2 separate regions of the Homo sapiens genome follow, and region 2 is linked to region 1. A link is a contact called in ENCODE Hi-C data. All regions are on one chromosome and are shown on one strand. The core of a region is the stretch at or near the end of the contact, and the rest is flanking DNA. Distances in the headings are between cores, read along the strand shown. Region 1 overlaps ELMO1 (engulfment and cell motility 1). Region 2 holds the start of STARD3NL (STARD3 N-terminal like).

Region 1 (5,981 bases), core at 1,024-3,523:
GGTCTCTCTTGCTATGAATGCTAATAGGTTGTCTCCTAGATTTTTTTTTTAGTTTGCAAATCAGAACACAGCTTGTCCTGAATATAATCCATTGTTTTCATTTCTGTTTGCACTATATTCTCGATTTTCTCCCCATGAAGTCTCTGAGTGACCTTCGGCTAATATCAAATTCTGCAGTTGTAAAATTGGATTTCAATTTTAATCCCCATCATAAATGGCATTACTGAGATTTTGGCTTCGGTGATTAGAAATCACCAGGCATTATTTTATAGTTCCAAATACTCTTTCCTTGGAAAAAAATATATAAGCTATATATCTGTATGTGTGTGTCTGTGTGTGTATATATATAAGGTGTATATATTTTATATATATACATATTCATGCATATACATATATACAGACACACCCAAATATATATATATACACACAATGTATATATCTGTATATATACTAATAATAATATTTATACATAGTTTGACAAATGGTATCATGCTTTATGTGTTATTTGAGAAGGCTTGTCTTTCATGGGAATATTCTTTGAAAATGTTTTCATATTACTGTGTTTCATTACTGATTTGTTTTTCATTATTTAGATGTAATACAATTTATTTAACCAAGCCCTTTTACTAAATGATTCAATGCTTTGAAATTACCATAAGTCTATAATTAATATCTTACAGCCCAGAATGTATGCACACCCATGATCACATTATTAGGATAAATTTGTGGAACTGTACTTTGTATGAGATATGTTTTCAAGGCTTTTGATACTGTCTAATTGCTTTCCACACACAGAAAGTCATGTCCATTTTAACCAGCAGTGTTCATTTTTTTTTTAACTCTCTCCAGTAGTGTTTCTTAAACTAAAAAAACCTAAAAACCTAAAAAACTAACACTCTGTCCAGTTATTGTTTTTATAGTGTTAGTTTTAATATGACGTTTTAAATAAGAATACTTACTGCATATTCAGCTTTGCAGCTTGCTTTACAGAGGTATTCTGAAATTATTTTTGTATCATTATATTTTATGTTTCGACCTTGGCATTCCATTTTATCTTTTAGTTGAATCAATTTTTTAAAATTTTAGCAAAAAATGTCATGACTGGTGGAGCGGGTGAGTTTCCTGTACTTGTGTGTCGATGACCAAAGCTCCAGGGTGGCAGTGACCTTGCTGGCAGAGCCCCTCTGCCAGAGCGATGGTCCAGGGAAGGCGGATGGGACTCACTTTCTACCTCACCCTCAATTCCAAGTTTTACTTTTATGTGGTAAGCAAGACATATCGAGGTCACTTGGGAGGCTTTGCGAAATCACCCAATCTCTCTTACCCTCAAGTCATATCAAAATTACCAAGGAAGAATCAGGGCATGTACATTTGGAAAATACTCTTAATTGATTCCTCTTCTGAGGGAGAGCCTGGTTCTAGGGTGCTCCTGTGACTGCAATTTTATCGTCCTCCTCCTGCCAGTGCCTGGATTTCTTCTGAGCTATGTAGAAAATCCAAAACCTGAATTCTTTCCATGTGCTGCCTCCGGGATGCATGTGTCTCTGTCCCAGTAGTGATTTTCCTCGGGGGCAGTTGGATCCCAGAATGCACAGTATGGAGGGACTGTGGAGAGAGAGAGGTTGGGGGCCAACCACATGGAGGAGATAGGATTACTATAGAATCTGGGTCCCTGTGAGAGCTATCTGTAATGGGGGTGTGTGCTATGAAGCATCTCCTTTTTATTTTCAGACCCTGTTCTTATGTGAGATGACCAGGGTATTCCAAAATCAGAGTACATTTTCTCAATGTAGCTCCATCTGTCTTAACATTCTTGTTAATTCCTTGTACAGTTTAGTCTTGGTGTATCTCTGTCTTAGTTTTCCCTGTCTGGGGAGTGTTCTGCTTCATGAGTACAGAATAATAGTTTTTTTTTTTTAACTGAAAGTTAATTGGAGGTGGTTTTAAGGCCTTTAGCGCTTATGAGGACTTGAAAAGTCATCCTAGAAAAAGCAAAGACTCTGAACAGAGAATAATCATAAGAGAGTGTTGGTTTTCTTTATTTTTCCATGGTTCTTTTTTAGTTTTTGATTTTAGTTATTCCCCTGCAACTTCTCCCAGGCCAGTCTTGCATCAGAGAGTTGAGAAGTTGGAACGACTATTTAGTAATGATTTTGAGTGCTGGAAATGATCCAGTAACTTTTGACAAGCAGATATTTTCACTTTTGAATACCCAGCCAGCCAGAAATAGACAGGCCTCAGTAAACAGAACCGCATGGTCATTGCACCACCTAGAGACGGTCTTGCAAAAACGCTGAAAGCTGGCTGATGATATCAGGGTCTGGCTGCAAAATCTCTAGATGCTGTAAGCAGTCTCGTGCAGAATTCTCTCTGTACTTCCCAAAGAGGAATCATCTTGCCTGTTAAACTCCTTACTGAACTTTAAGGATTAATTTGAGGTTTGGATCATCTTTTGGATCACTTTGAAGAAAAGTTCAGTTCATAAGATTAAGACTGCTATTTCTCATGTTTCTGCTCCCAAGTAGGCAATGCCCAGCAAGCATTACATGACAAGGCTTTGGAGTTCACTGGGCCTAGATTTAATTTTAGCTTTCCTCCTTTTGAGCCATGGGCCAGTGGTTCAGTCATTTAACCTGTTTGGGCATGGGTTTTCTCAGCTGTGAAACTGGGCAGCATCTTTTCTGTTTTGAGATTATGGGAGGGCCCCACAGGACCGTCTACCAGCGACTAGCACAGCAGCTGGAACCAAGGTGCACTCAGCCAGTGCTACTTCCCTTTCTTCCTTTTGGAGAGAACACATCATAGAAATCATCTGCAGCCTTTTAAGTTTTCCAAGGTAAAAGTGGCCATTGCGCCAACAAGGCAAGAAGAACAGTTTATTAAAAGGTAATAAACCACAACACCTTTGAGGAGGCAGATGGGCATCACATTCCTTCTCAGCACAACATCCCAATGGAGCAAATTTTTCTGATAAAATAATTCTAAAGTCACAATCTAGGTGGCTGAGTGGCTTGTAAGTTTAGTCATAACACAGAAAAGCTGCTTCATCTTCTGAGATCTCGTTTTTTGTTTGTTTGTTTGTTTGTTTTTGGTAGAGTTTTGCTCTTGTCGGGTGCCCACCACCACACCCAGCTAATGTTTGTATTTTTAGTAGAGACGGGTTTCACCATGTTGGCCAGGCTGGTCTCAAACTCCTGACCTCAGGTGATCCACCCACCTCGGCCTCTCAAAGTGCTGGGATTACAAGCATGAGGCACTACACCAGCCATCTTCTAAGATCTCTTGTTATTGATTCTGTGGTTTCAAAATGGACAGGCCTTTGTAGGTCCCCTGGTGGGAAGAGACAGAGTTGTCTGGGATAATGCTATTCTTTTTTTTGAGACAGAGTCTCGCTCTGTCACCCAGGCTGGAGTGCAGTGGTGCAATCTTTGCTCACTGTAACCTCCATCTCCCAGGTTCAAGGATTCTCCTGCCTCAGCATCCTGAATAGCTGGGACTACAGGAGTGCGCCACCACACCCAGCTAATTTTTTGTATTTTTAGTAGAGACAGGGTTTCGCCATGTTGGCCAGGCTGCTCTCGAACTTCTGATCTCAGGTGAACCACCCACTTTGGCCTCCCAAAGTGCTGGGATTACAGGCGTGAGCCACCGTGCCCTGCCGGGATAATGCTATTTTTAGTGGAGCTTCTAAGGAAGGGCATATGGATTCCTGAGAGTAATGGAAGGCAGACTCTCACCTCTAGGATGACTTTATTTTGAGAACAGGGGAAATGCTGTATACAAAGTTGTCCCTCTTGATTGTAGCCGCCAAGACCTGTGCACCATGGCTTTCACACTCTGCAAAGTGTTGTGTTCCTGGCTAGAGCCCTTTCAGAATTTGTCTCTGGTTTATTTCCAATTTGTAGTCTCTCTATTTGTGAATTTTTCCTTGTTCAGTCTACCGGACAAGCATGAAAAAGGAGATGTCTGTAGTTCATCTTTCTGATCCCTTCTGAATCAAAGCAGATATTAAAATCAGACAAGGCTTTTTTTTTTCTAGCTGCTTTGTTTTCCTTTCCTTTATCTTGACTGCAGAGAAAATAAGCTTTTTTTTTTTAAAAAAAGAAATTGTTTCTCAACAATATAATGTGTTTTAACATGAAATATTTTACAAAAAAATTTCATCATATTTCAGGATCATCCTGGAGGGAAAAATGACTAAAATGTGAAGGTGGAAGAGGTTATGGGTAATGGTGAAAACATTTCAGAATTAAGATTCATGTTCAAATTTTTAAGAGGATTTTCTACCTTCTTGGGTGATGGAAGATAATTATCTGTAGTTACACAAGTATAATTACACAAAATTACATATGCAGGGGTTGGTGTCATCTTAATAATATTTTTTCAGCAAATAGAGATGGCAGGGAATGAAATGAACTGCATATTTATATTTTTCCTTCTCTATCTCTGTCCCCATCCTAATACTACGGAAGGAAGCGTCTTTGTCTAAATGCTACTAGGCTTCAACAGTCATTGTGAGAGTAACATTGTGATTAAGCTTGGGCTGTAGATTTGGGTTGCTGACATCGATTTCTGACTCTACCAATCACAGGCTGAGTGACTTGGGCAAGGTACTTGACATTTTCATGTTTCTGTTTTTTATTCTTTAAAATGAGGGATAATAATTTTCTCTATCAATATGTGTGTTGTGTAGATTAAATTAGTAGATACTTGGAAGTTGTTCAGAGCAGTGCTTGCTACATAGTCTGTGAATCTAGATGCTATTATTACGATCTTATGATTGATATTAATATTATTGGAATGGCGTCCAGTGCTCTGTGACACCGTGAGAGATGGTGATAGCAGAACGTGAGAGTTGTAGGTTGTCCCTAGGAGGGTAGTGTGAAAATCCGTGGTGAAAGTAACAGTTAAAGGTGAAAGAACACTGGGTGCTTGGGAAACTGCAGGTCATTTATCATGGCCAATGTTTATGTTGCAGAGAGGGAAGTAGAGTTGCCTTTTGGAGTGAGGGAAAGGTTATAGAAGAATTTTAAATTCAAAGGGCTTTGCAATATACAGTCAGTCCTCATTATTCATGGATTCCGTATTTGCAAATTTGCCTTTTTGCTAAAATTTATTTGTAATGCCCAAATCAATATTCAACATGCTTTTTTAGATCATTCTTGGAAAATGCACAGTGGCAAAAAATCTGAGTTGCCCAACTCAGATGTTCCAGCTGAAGTCGAACAAGACACCAAGCCACCACCCTGCCTTCCTGTTTCAGCTCTCATGCTTCAAACAGGTGTCCCTTTCCCAGTCTGTCTAGGCCACGTTTTTCTCATTTTTGTGCTTCCTGCTTTCTGATGGTAATTTCAGTTTCAAATGGCCCTTAAATGTAGTGCTGAAGTGCTGTTTTTATGTTCCGAAGTGTAAGAAGGCTGTGACATGCCACGCAGAAAAAATACGAAAATATATGGGTTTGTTAAGCTTTGTTGTGGCAGTAGTTACAGCACTGTTGGCTGAGCATTCATTGTTAACAAATCAACAACATATACTAAATAGGGTGTCTTTAAACAGAAACACACATAAAAGAAGGTTATATATTCACTGGTTGGCAAAAGCGTTATGGTCAGAGGCTCGCAGAAACAATTTAATATTGTTCCTAGGAGCAATGGTTCAGTAGTTGTTAACTTATTTGCAGCAACTTTCTAGGACATAACTACTGCAAATAAGAAGAGTCTACTATACTTGGAAGTCCCCAGGGAGCTTTTGGGCAGCAGTAAACTATGGAGAGGAGAATCCCAGAGGGTCCCGTCTGTGATAAGTGGGGAAGAGAAAGTCTGCTCTTAAATGGTAATGAGAGGTGAAGCCGGCTGGGCTTCTGGGTTGGGTGGGGACTTGGAGAATTGTGTGTCTAGCTAAAGGATTGTAAACGCACCAATCAGTACTCTGTGTCTAGCTAAAGGTTTGTAAATGCACCAATCAGCTGTCTGTGTCTAGCT
Region 2 (5,981 bases), core at 2,521-5,020, 970 kb before region 1:
GAAAAGAAGGCTTCTGTTATAGAGACACGGGAAATGCTTTATTGATAAAGCAGCATTTGAGTGGACTTAGAGGGACAGGTAGAATTTTGGCTGGCTGGAGTTGTCTATCCAGAGGGCATTCCAAGCAGAACTAGTAATGGCACTGAAGCTGGAAAGCCTGAGGCAAAGACCAGGAGTCCAATTTGGGGCACTAGGCTCATGGCAGAAGATGGTGGTCAAATCATGATGACCTGGGTCTTCAGAATATGGGCATTAGTTGCATGAACGATCTTAAAGAATAGAGATAGCCAGGATGTCTAGGTTTGGTATTTTGGCCTAAAGAGCAAAAACTCTCTTTTGCTTAAACTTAAGTACCTTCCAATATTTAAAAAAGAAGATACTAATTCCATTAAAATTATTCTAAAGAAAAAGATAAATTCTATTAAGTTACAGCAGAGTCAAAAAGACATACAGAAAGTAAATTAAGCTATTTATTAGTCTGTTATTATTCATCTACCATATTCCACTCATAATTACTAAAATATGCAAACCTTAGAAATAAATAATGGGCATTTTTAAATTTTAAGACCACTGTTAACAGCTTTCTTATTCATATTAATTTATAAACTGATTTTGACTTATTTTTAAACATAACATATTACTAAGAAAAAGAAGTTATATCACTGACCTAAGGGCTTCCTCAATAACAGGAAGAAACTCTACTTGCTAAGAGAAACTATGAGTTAGCAAACTGTAGGCAATATTCCCATACTTCTAAGCGTAAGATTAAGGCTAGGAAAATAGTAACACATTTTAAACTCCTTTTCAAACATTTCTAAAATTAAAACAAAAATTTAAAAGTCATTTTTAAACCACAGCTTTCTATTAACAGAGACTAGATTCATCCAGAAAGTTTATACCTGTTCATTGTTCAGAAAAGGGAAGGAAAATAAGGCAAATGATTATTGTAGCCCAAGAAGAAGCAATGTCTCATCTCTTTAAAATTAACTTTTACAAGTTTATGGACAATAAATTCATGCTGTTGAAATATTATATTTTTATATGTACAGAAATATATTGATAGGGGACTTTCATGAAGAAAATAAAGCAGAAAAAACACTAGCCTGAAAATGAGCAGGGTGAAAATTTGATAGAAGTTTGGCCATTAGATGCATTATTTTAAAACTCACTGACCTTCTCTGGGCCTCCACAGCCCTAGCTCTAAACTAAGAGGGGTGAATCATGTGATCTCTAAAATGCCACATCATAAAACATAATTTTAAGTAATAGAGACTTGCTGCTCAGGGTAGCAAGGTTGGAGGTTAACAGGAGGTGGGGTAGAATGAATTAGGCTTTGAAGTAAACCTAATGGGAGTTCAAATACAAGCTCCATCAGTACTAGCTCAGTAGCTGAAGTGTAAGTTTCCCTCACTATCAAAAAGGCTTAATATTTTCCTTTGCCACAAGTTGGAAGGAATAGAATGTATGTAACATACCTGGCATATCGTAGGTACTAAAAAAAGGCAAGCGTTATGTTCCTGGTCAGTAATACAAGCTCTAATGAAGAACAATAATCCACTTGCCAATGCAGCTTCCTAGAATTTGGCTTGGAGAAGAGCAGGGACCAACTGCCACTGCTTTCCAAGTGGAAGGCAGGTACAGGTAATAAGAAAGAGTATTCACGGTTGGAAGTAGAAAGGATTAAAAGCAGGGAGCTTAAGAAAAAGCAAAGACTTTGAGTTCTGCATATAACAATGGAAAGGAAACAAACTACATCGGATAAGGTGCTGAAGGAAACAAGATCTTTTCATTAAGAGGGCCTCTGGAGAAAAAATATATACACAATAAATTACTGCAATGATTTCATAACCAAAACAAAGCAGAAAGTTGGCTAGAGTTTATGAGTATCACTAAAAGAAAACAAGACTCTGCAGTACACAAATTATCTTTCCCTTGCCTGCCTGTAAGGCTCACATGGGATACAAGATGATCCAATCCCTGTACACCTCTCCAGTGTCACCTCTGACCACTGTCTCCTCACCTCACCCTCCCCTAGGTTCACTCAGCTCCAGCCACACGGGCTTCCCTCTGTCCCTGGAACATGCCAAGTTCATTCTTCCTTTAGCTCCTTTACACTGTTTATATCTGCCTAGAAACTTCCAGCCCATTTTCTCATGGCTGACTCAGCTAAACATTCAGCTATCACCCAAAATGTCACCTCGTGTTACCTCCTTAGGGAGGTCTTCCCTGACCATCCCATTTCTCCATACAACCCAGTCACTCTCAAACTCTCTACCCAGTAGTATCTTTTCTGACATTTATTCCTATCTAAACTTGTCTCTTTGATTTACATGTTTATTATATTCTCCAACAAAAGTTAAAGTCTTTGAGGGTATGGGCCTTATCTAAATTGCTCACTACTCAATCTCTAAAACCTAAAACAATGAGTGGCATAGACAATCACTCAGGCAAACTGTCCATTGAATAAATCCAAATGATGTTAATCACCATCCTTCTGTGAACATAAGTAAGGTAATATCCCTCAGAGGCTGTTTCATTTCATTTCTTTCATGCAGTTTTAGGCAATGCAATAATGCAGTTTTAAAAGACCAATGTTTGAGACAGTTAGATTTTAAAGACAGTGACTTCTACACGACAACATATTGTATGTTTTCATTTTATGAACATGAATAATCCACCACCTTATCAGAATCCATCAATAAAACAAGGATACCATAAGTCGTTTTGTGAGATCCTGCTTCTAGAAAGAGGCGTATGGGTAGATATGGTATACAGACGGGAATTACCTTTCAGAATTCTTCCTAACAAGGAAATGTGGCAAACTGGACTAATTCCAGTAAAGATTTAATTAGACCCGTTACTTGGTTACCTTGCTAAACTTATCCAAACTAGTACTGTGTCAAGTGATGAATTCAGTGATTCCATCTGTGAAATAGAAGACAAATGACACAGTGAACAAAGAAAAGTTCCACAATGTCCACCCATGTTTGAACTAAAAGAGAGGGGGAAAAATCCCTAACCCTAAATCAAAAGTATTCAAGCAACTAAGATTTCAAACAATGGCGAGATATCTACGAGTAGGTGAAGCAGTTAACTGAAACCACAGGGAGAACATTCATGATTCGTGCTTTCTTTCTTTTTTTTTTTTTTGAACACGACTTTTCTCAATGAATAGAAGAGACTCACAACCGCCTGTGTCTGGACAACCCACGCATTACACCCAGTCACCAATTCTTGGTCCTTCTTGGGGGCCCATGGCGCCAGCCCGGGGCCGACCCCACCGGGGACTCCTCAGGGTCCGCAGGCTGGAGGAATGAGGACACTCCCGCTACCTATATCCATCCCTGAATCCCGGCCCACGCCGTGGGAGCAGCGGGGCTCAGCATTCTGCAACTTCACTCTTGTGTCCATTATGAGCACAGCCTGCCTCGCCCCTCCTCCTCCCCTGGAGGCTCGCGCAGGACTCAGGAAACAGAACAGGACCAGGATATGGCCTCCGTCCGCGGGTCCCCTGTACGCCCCCATGTAAGTCATCTGACCCAGGAGACTCAGTTTTCCAACCTGTCAAATAGGGGAACGAGAAACCCAGCCTACCTTAACGGGTGGTTCCTGGCCGGCCGCCCCAGGCTGGCCCGGGAACTGCGGATCCGCGGTCGCGCCCCGGCCTGAGGGGCGGGGCTTGGCGGGGCGTGACCGGGACCCAGTCCAGCGGACAACGCGCAGCCCACCGCCCGCACCCAGCAGCCCCGGGACCTCCGGCCCGTGACGTCAGCACGCTGACGTCGACGCACACAGCTCGCATCTCGCTCGAGGGACCAAAGACCCGACTGGTTCCTGAGTGCCTCCATAGAGGAGCCAACCTATTGGCCAGATGACATGTCAATCTTCTACTGACCAGTAAACGACGCGGGAAGGAGGGAGAGGGCGAGCCGGTCTGCCTGTAGGAATGGGTGGGAAATCTGGGCATCCAGCTTTGAAACACGGAGCTGGTTGGACTTTCCCGCATTGTGCATCGCACGGTTTAACAAGCGCCCGCTTCCTCTTCGTCCGCGTTTCTGCGCCTTCCGCTTCCCTTCAGTTATTCGGTGGGGGTTTATGCTCCAGCTCGTGGGAAAATGTCATGGAAATGGGTTTCAGGGCCTCTTGGGCACCTCATGCTGAGCCCTCCAGGAATAAAAACAGGGCATACCATTTCTATGTCGGTACTCAGCTCAAGAGTCACCTCTTCTAACTCTCACTTCCCCCAGACCTATTTAGGATACCTTTTCTCAGCGCTCCTAGTTCATAACTAACATCTCTAAGCGGTAGTCACATTTAATTATATCTATATGTCTGTTTTCACACGAAGTTAGGCACCTTTTATTGTTTTATTTAAAATTTAATTAAACTTTTCTCCCAACGGATGCTACACTTATTCACATTTTTAGAAGTACAGAGGTATACAGTGAACATTCTTTGGATCCCCATTTCATTATTTGTATATTTTTCCAAAGTCATTCTAAGTACCGTTATTAATTTTAAATTACACAAGTAAGATTTTGTCCATGCGAAAAAAAAAAAAAGCTTAAACGTTACAATTATGCTTATATCCCTTTTAGGCCCTAATTACAAACCCAGTCTGTAGATGATGACTCCTAGTTCCTGTGCATTTGCAAGTGTAGATGTTACTTTTTTACACTTAGCATTGAAATCTTTCCATATCTGTATATAAATCTACCTCATTCTCTGAAAATGCTGCATGTCCTCAGAACCAATATGTGTATATATATACATACATAATTAATGTACCATTCCCCCACCCTCACGTTTGTTTATTAATATTATTATGAGAAGCAATGGTACCATAAATATATATGTAGATGCCTTTTTGTACTTAGGTCCAAGTATTTCTCTAGAGTGCAGATACCAACAAGAGAATGTACTGGATCACAGAGTTTGCACGATGTAAATCCTTAATAGATTTCACTGATTTGCTCCCCTGAGTAGTTGTTTTAACTTACATTCCCACTGCTAGTATTTGAGCAATTTTTCCCTGTATCCTCGCCAATACTGATAAAATACAATTTAAAAAAATTTTATAAACTGATAGATGTGAAAACCTTTTAAAGCATAACACATATACAAAATAAGTGTAATAATCATAAGTGCTTGTCTTAGTGACAGTGTGAACAAACTTGTGTAACCACCGCCTCACAGCAAAATTTTAAATGTTTACCAGCAATTTAGAAGCTTTCCTCATGCTCAGTCTTAGTCATTATACCCCTACACACAGATAGGCACAATTCTGAATCCTACCACCCAATTAGTTTTGCCTGCTTCTGAATGTTTATAAATAGTCATACATAATACGCACTCTTATGTGGCTCTTTTTGCTTAATACTATATTTGTAAGATTGATCCATATTCAAGAATATAATAGTTTCATTTTCATTTTTGTATATAATTCTAAAATTTACTTGCCTATTCTACTGTTGTTTGACATTAGATTATTTAAAGTTTGGGGTAATTACAAATGACGCTGCTATGAATATTCTTGTACCTGTCTTATGATGCACATAGTTACACATTTGATTTTGGAAGATCCCTGGAAGTAGTGTTACTATGCACAGGGTATATATTCAATATATTCAACATTAATAGACACTGCCAAATAGTTTTTAGGTTTTACTAATTTATACATGCCCTAGTCGTGAATGAAAATTTCAGTTACTCTGCATCTTTGCCAACACTTACTATACTCATTTGTGTTTTGTGTTCTTCCTTTTTCTTTTCCTTTTTAAATGTTATACATTCTGGTGAATATGTAGAGGCATCACATTGTGGATTTAATTGCATTCACTCATGTGTAGCCTCTGAAGTCTCAAAGAAATTGATGGAAACCATTCCTAAGGAAGCCCAGATAGTGGACTTATTAGATAATGATTTAAGTCAACTGTCTTACATATGCTCAAAGAACTAAAGGAAACTGAGAGATGAAGCCG

Evidence for each region. Hi-C counts contacts between places; a loop is a spot of excess contacts on that map. Pooled maps may share reads with other maps.
Region 2: a pooled map shows a loop between it and region 1 (8-fold over the local background). The contact joins the promoter of STARD3NL here to the enhancer-like site in region 1. A Hi-C loop is called at or near these places in 1 of 168 maps with a recorded cell type or tissue (ascending aorta) and 6 of 50 pooled maps.

The regions. Positions count from the first base shown.
Region 1 is chr7:37,204,948-37,210,928 of GRCh38, reverse strand. The region is part of intron 13 of ELMO1 (engulfment and cell motility 1); the gene reads left to right. Among named protein-coding and RNA genes, the nearest start is that of ELMO1-AS1, 210 kb to the right of the region's middle. RefSeq lists an enhancer at 5,712-5,981. Within about 2 kb of position 2,273, at least 9 of the 41 ENCODE cell types and tissues checked have a DNase peak (open chromatin) inside an H3K27ac peak, as active enhancers do; they include ascending aorta, where a contact is called at or near this core.
Region 2 is chr7:38,176,034-38,182,014 of GRCh38, reverse strand. It overlaps STARD3NL (STARD3 N-terminal like), which reads right to left and starts at 3,770. Exons shown (of 9, transcript NM_032016.4): 1 at 3,595-3,770. RefSeq lists a silencer at 3,514-3,793 and enhancers at 4,044-4,123, 5,871-5,981.